Linked DNA regions of Homo sapiens: region 2 is linked to region 1. Evidence: chromatin contacts called from ENCODE Hi-C or POLR2A ChIA-PET data. All regions are on one chromosome and are shown on one strand. The core of a region is the stretch at or near the end of the contact, and the rest is flanking DNA. Distances in the headings are between cores, read along the strand shown.

The links. A loop is a pair of places that touch in the nucleus more often than their neighbours do. ChIA-PET counts read pairs that join two places held with the same protein, here RNA polymerase II (POLR2A). Pooled maps may share reads with other maps.
Region 2: a loop to region 1 is called in a map of right cardiac atrium, with 6 times the contacts of the local background. The contact joins two enhancer-like sites. A Hi-C loop is called at or near these places in 27 of 168 maps with a recorded cell type or tissue (GM23248, HCT116, HL-60/S4 and 19 more), 1 of 37 single-sample maps with no recorded cell type and 6 of 50 pooled maps. POLR2A ChIA-PET finds 5 or more read pairs at or near these places in 1 of 52 experiments (Panc1).

What each region holds. Positions count from the first base shown.
Region 1 is chr1:25,196,802-25,201,080 of GRCh38, reverse strand. No RefSeq gene overlaps it. Among named protein-coding and RNA genes, the nearest start is that of SYF2, 34 kb to the left of the region's middle. RefSeq lists an enhancer at 1,532-2,031. Within about 2 kb of position 2,285, at least 9 of the 41 ENCODE cell types and tissues checked have a DNase peak (open chromatin) inside an H3K27ac peak, as active enhancers do.
Region 2 is chr1:24,859,826-24,864,104 of GRCh38, reverse strand. It overlaps LOC105376876 (a long non-coding RNA gene), which reads right to left. Exons shown (of 3, transcript XR_947082.3): 2 at 580-917. Among named protein-coding and RNA genes, the nearest start is that of MIR6731, 57 kb to the left of the region's middle. Within about 2 kb of position 1,889, at least 2 of the 41 ENCODE cell types and tissues checked have a DNase peak (open chromatin) inside an H3K27ac peak, as active enhancers do.

The DNA.
Region 1 (4,279 bases), core at 1,036-3,535:
CAGAGGAGGGACTAAATATGATGAGGTGGGAGGATCAAGAAATGCAGAAAAGATGCAGAGGGGTCAGATATGGTGGCTCATACCTGTAATCCTCGTGCTTTGGGAGGATAAGGCAGGAGGATGGCTTGAGGCTGGGATTTTGAGACCAGCCTGGGCAACATAGTGAGACCTCATCTCTATAAAAAGTAAAAAAAATTAGCCAGGTGTGGTGGCGCCTGCCTGTAGTTCTAGCTACTTGGGAGGCTGAGGTGGGAGGAACACTTGAGCCTGGGAGGTTGAGGCTGCAGTGAGCCATGATCACGTCACTGCACTCCAGCCTTGGCCTGGATGATAGAGAGAGACCCTGTCTCAAAAAGCAAACAGACAAACAAACACACACCAAGCAGGAGCCTAAAGAGCCACTCCACTCACGTAGAGAAAACTTCACACACAGGAGCTGATTTTCGGAGCGTGAGAGCCCTATGGCTGGGCACTGTGGTGGTCCTTGCCCTCCAGACAAGGGAGCAAAGGCTCAGAGGTTTACGCTACCGGTTCCAGACCACACTGCTGTGAGTGGCAAGGTGGGGCTTCGAATCCAGCCCTATCGGCTGCCAAAGCCGCATTGCTCATCCACCAAGCCACACTTCCTCTCAGCCCTGCCTGTTCATTAAGGCTCTTCTCGGAAGCTCCAGGTGCCCGCATACCCTCTCCCAGTGCCCCTGCCATCTGTCCTGACTCCCTGCCTGTCAGAGCTTGGATACCACGTGGTACTTGGCCTTCTCCCGTAGATGCTTCTCCCCTACAGACCTGGCCCAGATAGGCAGGCCTTTGCCAGCCTGGCCATGCCTGGCTTGGGCGAATGTCGACTCGTGTCGTCCTGTGAGCACGCCATCCCAGGGCACTATGGTGGATGCCTCTGTAGCACAAAGAGACTGGGCCAGGGTCCTTGAGGGCTCGGGCTGGAGCGGGGGCCCTCACATTCCTGCTGCCTGCCAGCACTGTCTCCAAATGCCTGTCAGGTTGTAAAGGCGAAGAGTTGTGCATAACAGCTGCAGAAATCAAGCTGGCTCAGAAGAGCTCAGCCTGCAGAGAGAAGAAAATGATTTCAGCAAGAAACAAGCTGCAAATAACTCATAATGACCAGAGTGGGGCCCTGCCGGCTTTGCTCTGGGTTTGGTGAAATGTCTTAAGATATTTTTCCAAAGCCCTGGATTTGGCCAAATTGGAAACGTCCTTCGGCAAATGCTTTCTTTGCCTTAATTCTTAAAGTCAAGACTATTTGGAAGGCGATCTCCTTTGCTGTTTCAGATTCGTTTACTCTTGACACATCACAAGGGGCCTGCTGGGCGAGAGCTGTTTATAGGAGCAGATTTTAGGAATCAGAGGCTAAAGCAAGAAAGGTTTGGTCCATCCCATTAAGCACACCTCCCCCCATCCTCCACGTGGGGAGAAAGCCCTGGAAACAAGGGACTGAGGCTTGGGATCCCTGGTGGAGGTCAGGAAGTACCTCCTCCGTCACCCCTGGGCACCTTAGAGTTGTCTCCCAAAGCCTCCTCACTTTTCTCTTCTCTTGGATTCTAGAAATGCTGCCGAACTCAAAGCCACAGACCCCAGAGACCTACAAGGCAGTGTAGGTCTCACGAGCCTTGGTCTCACGTTGCTCAGGGGGGTCTTCCCTTCCTCTCGGCTCCTCCCACCTTCTCCTTCTGCACGACACCTTGGGAGGGCCTTGTGAGTGGCTTCTGTGGCACTGACCCAGGACCCCAAGCTCTGTAATTAGGCCCAGAGCCTCAGGTCTTTCAGCTCTACCCTGGACGTGGAAATAGAATCCTGAAGGCTTTTTGCTTCTGGTTTCTAGGCTGTCTCCCCGGACACTGCCTCGCCCTCTGCGGGGCTCTGAGTTCCTGGTGGAGGCGCCCACAGTGTGTGGCTGGCTACACTGCTCACTGCAATGGCTATAGGAGGTGAACACGGGATCAACCCTGCCGGGTTTGCTCCTTCGCAGTGACGCACGGCTCCGAGAACACACTCGGCCTCTGTATTTTGGCTTCACGTTGGAAAAATCTGCAACAATGCCTTCTGAGTCAATTCCACTGGGGCTCTGGTGACAAACCACTCTGGTTGTGTCTGGTGGCTTACAGGGTCCCCAGAGCCCTTTGATGGAATTACAGCTGCTCCTCTGTGCCGTCGCTGTCTCTCTGCCTCTGTCTCGCTCAACCTCTGTTTCTCTTTCTCTCTGTCAACACGGAAGGAGCTGGAACCAAACTGGAATGTGTGCTTGGGCAGCCTCAGTCCCGAGTGCCCACGAGCTGGTGTGTCTTGGCAACAGTGGCCCAGCAGCGCCCTGGCAGAGCCAAGCAGATGAATGGGTAATTAAACCGAGTGTTTCCCTACTGATACTTATTTCCCTGGTTCCAAATTTATTACTTAATTAAAGGGTATTCACAGCCTGCCAAGAGATGCTAGATCTTTCTTTCCTGTGCCAACAAATAGTTCCTCTTATACCCCTCTTTTGCCCTCAATTCTGCCTCTCTCTTTTTGTCTATCTGTGTCTCTGTCTGTTTCTCTCTTCCTCTCTCACAGACCCACATCCACACCCACGCCCACAGAGTCTTAGATCAAATAAGAGTACTAGTTGTTAGTAATTTCCTTGGTTAAGACTCTTGATAGTTTTTGCCCCAGGACAAGGCAAGAGAGTTAGTCCCGGCTCTTTTCTCCAATGGCTATTTAGTCCTGTGGGCTTGAGGTTTGGGTCCAGGGAGAGAGGAGTCAAGGGAGTGGTGGCTGAGGCCATGCTAAGGCTGGCTGGACCGGTGGGGACGTTAGTGCCCCTGACTTCCCCATCGTTGTTTCCAGGTGGGCACTGCCCCCAGGCAGCTTTCTCTCCTCTGCCCGCTCAGCTGCTGCTCCCCGCAGACTTCCTCATTCCTTCTGTTTTGCCCCATCTGAGATGAGCCTGTGTGCTTTGGAACACAGCAGACTATTGTTCCAAAGACAATAAAAAAAGATTGGGAAATGTAGTGGCTGTCACTCCCCAGTGCCTTCAAGTTAGAATTCGACGTGTGTGTTCAGAGGGCCGTGGTGAGATTGCGCCTGCCAAGGTAGAACAAACAAAAAGGAGTAAGAGAGAAAAAAGACAAAAGCTGGGATTAAACACCCCAAAAAGAAGATAAAATAGGCACCTCCTCCCTTAACCTCCCGTGACAGATTTAAAGCTTCATTAGTGGCCCACAAGGGGTTCTCAAGCAGCTACTGCCTCATCATCATGGCCATTAACCAGCGTGCAAATGACCCGCCGAGGGCCCTCGACCTGTCATGGCGCTGTCACCAGCGTGGTTTATGGCTTCTGAGCACCAGGTCCCAGATGGGCAACATGATCCTTTGCTTCCCTCATCAGAGCAAATCTGGACTTTAGAGCTCGTAAATTCAGCGGGGTGTCCCAGGGGCTGGCTGACATCTTGGAGGTGCCGGGTGAGGATTTATGGGCCCAGCCATAGTTTTGGGGGAGCCACAGGTTACCAGCGCAGGCATTAAAAGATACGGAGTTGCCCAACACAGCAAATGATGGCCACACGGGTGGCTCAAAGACAGCAAGGCTTAGTCAGCATGAGAGAGGGCGTGTGGTCCCTTAATGGGACTGGTGGCCGCTGCTGTTTACCCAGCCGTGGGGCTAGGAGCGCTCTATGCACTGTTTTCCTGCCCTCAACACTCAGGCAGGGGGCTGAGCCGGGATCCTGACTCCCAGGCTGGCCAGTGGGGTGGAGCGAGTCCTCACTGCCCCACAGCTCTTCCCAGCTATTCCATTCCCAGGCTGCCTCCACCTCCCACCCCTCCAACCCACCCTGGCCCGGGGTGGCTTTGCACACTTAGAACAACCTCTGGCTTGGTTGTATTAGCAGAGACATGGATCCTTAGTGTTCCTAAATGGCAGGTCTCAGGGCCGGGGCAGGGACACTGCCTCTCCACCCAGATTCCACCTGCTCCATGCCCTGGCTCGTCCCCACCACCAGCCCTCCAAATCCCCGTCCCTGCTGGTATTCATTCATCCTCTGGAGCCAGGCTGCCCATTCAGCTTCCTGCTCTGTCACTCACTGCTGTGTGCTCTTGGACACATCACTTAACCACGCTGGGCCTCATTCTCTCATCTGTAAGAGGCAGGTTTTTACAGAAGTGCCTACGTGGTTGTAGGGTTGTTGTAGGATTGCATGCGATAACCCATGTAAGTGCCTGGCCCGTAGCAAATGGTTGATAAATGTGAACTTTTTATTTATGTTATTATCATCATTGTGCCAGCTCGTCA
Region 2 (4,279 bases), core at 640-3,139, 340 kb after region 1:
TGGCTCACGCCTGTAATCTCAGCACTTTGGGAGGCCAAGGCAGGAGGATAACCTGAGGTCAGGATTTCGAGACCAGCTTGACCAACATGGCAAAACCCCATCTCTACTAAAAATACAAAACAATTAGCTGGGCGGGGTGGTGTGTGCCTCTAATCCCAGCTACTCAGGAAGCTGAGGCAAGAGAATCGCTTGAATTGAAGAGGCAGAGGTTGCAGTGAGCTGAGATTGCGCCACTGCACTCCAGCCTGGGTGACAGAGCGGGACTCTGCCTTGAAAAAAATAAATAAAATAACAACAATGACAACAACAATCCCAGCTGTCCCAAGAAGAGCCCTGTGTGGAGAACCTTCATGGCCGAGGCCAGGGGCAGCAGGGAGACACTGCCACTGGCAGGAGCTGAGCTCCACTCCTGTGGGCTCCCCAGCATCATGGTCACCCTCAGGGAGCACCTGGGCCTCACTGTCTTGTACCCCACCATCCCCTCACATGGGGCCTAGAAGTTAGGCCTGGTACAAGTGTGGTCTCACACATACACACTCACATGCACACGCACACGCACTCATTTACACACACACACACCTCTTTAATGTCTTCTCCTCTGGAGGAATCTTGGCCAACCTCTTTAATGTCTTTTCCTCTGGAGGAATCTTGGCCAACCTCTTTAATGTCTTTTCCTCTGGAGACATCTTGGCCAACCTCCGAAAGGTGGACTGTGACTCCTGTGTTTTCCACAATTGCCAGCCCCTGCCCCTTGGGTGGCAGCAGGAGGCAGTTTCTGGCACACGGGGTGACACTGGGCGCCTGGGTCCGGCCGCGCGCCAAGCTCCTAGTGCAGGGCCTGGTTCAGCGCCTCCAGGAATGGAAGGTTTTCTTTTCAGCATCACTGTGCTCATCCTAGGTAGGGACCTTGGGAGGGCCTGTGGGAAGGGTGGAGAGAAGAAAAGATGGACAGAAGATGCAGGAGGAGGGTGGCCAGGGAGGGAGAGCCCAGGGAACAGTGTCCAGGTCAGCCAGCTCATCAGACACCCAGGCCCACCTCGAGGGACTGGAAGTGGGTCCACTGTAGGGTGAGGCAGGAGCTGGTGGGCAGCCTGTGCCCCTGGCATGGGGCCTGAAGTCACTACAGGTCACCGATACTGGCAGTCAGGAAGGAAAACTGGATGTGGACCCCCTGGGCCCCACGAGGATGGGGTAAGCACACCTACCACTGAGCCTGGGAAAGGGAAATGCGGGTTTGGGAGCCAGGAGGAGACAGAGTTGGCCCAGAAAGATGTCTGGTGTCCACTCAGTCATGCAGGGAAGCTTTGCCCACAGCTGTCAGCCCTCAGCACACCACTGACTACTCCAGGGCTCAATTTCTCGCAGTCTCTGAGACACTGGGGGGTCCCATCTCCCATAGATTTAAGGCTCATTCGAATGCTACTGACTGTCCCTACCCACACGGCCCCTCCCCGCGGCTGCCTCTCCTCCCAGCGCCTCTCCCTCAAGACACTGCCATCAGCAGCTCAGAAGCGGCCAAGAATTTCCACTAATTGCCTCTCCCTGCAAAACAAACAAACCAAAAGGAGTCACAGTTTAAGTGTCTTTTGGTCTGCTGCCTGATCTTCTTTAAGCCCAGCCTGATTTCTTCTAGGTCCAGGTGTACAAAAACGTCACCTTTTCTGACAGTGGAGAAACAGCCACCGAGTTTTCATGCAGGCCACAGGGAGGAGCTTGTTCTGGAGAATAATACAGCAAAGAAGACTGGCGAGTGCAGCCTTGAAACGATTCAAGGCCGTAGCTCGCCCCTCCTAAGCACCTCTCCAAACTGCGGTGCCTCTGTGGGGAGTGTGGCAAAGCTAACAGCAGCTTCTGCCAGAAGGGAGTGCCCGTCTGAGAGCCTGCGGCCACCGTCTAGGACAGGGATGCGGTAAACTCTCTGTTGTCTGAAGGAGGGGCCTGTGGGGAGAGTGACGGGCCTGGTAGCCCCAGAATCTGCCCCCGGTCCACTCCCACCTTCTCCTTTAAGGAATGTGAGCTGCAGGCTTCAAGAGCCCCAGATGTTGGCCACCAGCTTTGAAGCTGCCACCAGCCTTCCCAGGACCAAACTGATGGCCGCGGCCAGGGTAGGAGGAGCCAGCAGCATCCCCCCACCATTTTCTGGAGGAGTCCAGGACAAGTCATATTCTCTAGCCTATGCAAGGTCGCTTGTCTGGCCGGGGTAGCCAGGATGGCCGGGTGCCCATGTGGGTCATGCCAACCTCACGTCCTTCCCCGCCGACCATACTCTGCGTATGGGAGGGGGAGCGATACCACAGAAGTTCTGGCACCTTCCTGATCTCCTTTTGCACTTCCAGGTGTCATGATTTCTGCTCTTGGGGACCTAAAGGTCAGCAGTGTCACCTACAGTGTCCCAGAGAGGGCTGGGTTTCCGTGTGCCTGAATTTCCACGTGCTCTGGACGCCCAGTGGTTCTGAACAGGGTATGGGGCATATCTGGCTGCTGAGATCCCACCGCAGACCTAACAAACAGAATCCTCAATGCCCTGGGCCCGAACAGGACTCCGGGACGCCCCCTAACAATAGCCATGTGAGACACCCTTCTTCTGACACAGCCCCAAGAGCCAACAGACCCAGGATGAAGCCTTATGATGTGTACAGCCTTAAGCAAATGACTGAACCTCTCAGAGCCTGTGCGCTCGTCCCTAAAGTAAAGATAACACTGGCACCTACTCGGTCACGAAGAAAACATGAGCTAACTCAACCCAGGGCTTCACACAGACTAAATGCCTAATAAATGGCAGCTCTTATCATGCTGTTGCTGTGGGGACAGAGAGAGTCCGCTGTGAACGACCACCTTGCCTGCTTTCAGGCTGGAGTCTGTCTGCTCCGCCTTGCTAGCCAAGTCACCCCTGCCGGTCAGGGTTGCCACATATGGGTGTATAGCTTGTGCACTGCACAAAGTGCTAGCACCGGAATTGGGGCCAAAATCCAACGTGACTCCACCGCTGAGCCATGTATGTTGGCATAAGAGGAGTTCTGCAAGGAGCACGTTTTCTCATCTGCCCAGGAGCACCTCGCAAGCAGTGACGGCTGCTGTGAAGCCCGGGCTGGGCTTGCCCCAGCCTCCGCCAGTCCCAGAACCACGGTCAGTGTTTGCCAAGTTCTGTCTCGAGCCCCAGCTCAGCCACCCTGAGAAGGTGGTGGCCAGCATCTGGCTCTCAGTACCTCCCCGACAGGAAACTGCCCAACCCCGCCCCATGCCTCCACCTGGTCCTCGAAGGCTGCAGATTCTTTATGTCTCTGCCCAACATCGCCACTGTCCCTGATGGGGTTTACAGGCCCAGGCCTAGGTGGGAGAGGAAGAAGTTTCAGGTGGGTGGAAGAGAAGAGAATGGCATTCTACTAGAAGCTGGTTTTTAATTTGCATATATAGAAATGCATATATAAGCTGGGTGCAGTCTCTTACGCCTGTAATCCCAGCACTTTGGGAGGCCGAGGCGGGTAGATCACTTGAGCTCAGGAGTTCACGACCAGCCTGGCCAACATGACAAAACCCCGTATCTACTAAAAATACAAAAATTTGCTGGGTGTGGTGGTGGGCGCCTGTAATTCCAGCTACTTGGGAGGCTGAGGCAGGAGAATCGCTTGAACCCAGGAGGCAGAGGTTGCAGTGAGCCGAGATCGCGCCACTGCACTCCAGCCTGGGCGACAAGAATGAATCTCCGTCTAAAAAAAAAAAAAAAGAAATGCACATATATAAATATATTTTTTATTTTTACAATATAATTATATAGAGAGAGTGTGCATGTGAGGGAGAGAAGGAGGACAACTTGAGAAGCTTGAAAATCTATTTATTATTAGATGACATTAGGAAATGATTGGTAGTTTTTTTAGATATTAGATTATGGGGCCGGTTACAGTGACTCATGCCTGTAATCCCAGCACTTTGGGAGGTCGAGGCAGGAGGATTGCTTGAGGCCAGGAGCTTGAGACCAGCCTGGTCAACATGACAAAACCCCGTCTCTACTAAAAATACAAAAAATTAGCTGGGCATGGTGGCATGTATCTTTGGTCCCATCTAGGGAGGCTGAGGCTCAAAAATCACTTGAACCCGTAAGGTAGAGGTTGCAGTAAGCCAAGATCATGCCACTGCGCTCCAGCCTGGGTGTTAGAGCAAAACTAAAAAAATATTATGGGCCAGGCACATTGGTTCACGTCTGTAATCTCAGCACTTTGGGAGGCTGAGGCAGGAGGATTGCTTGAGCCCCGGAGTTCAAGGCCAGCCTGGGCAACATGGT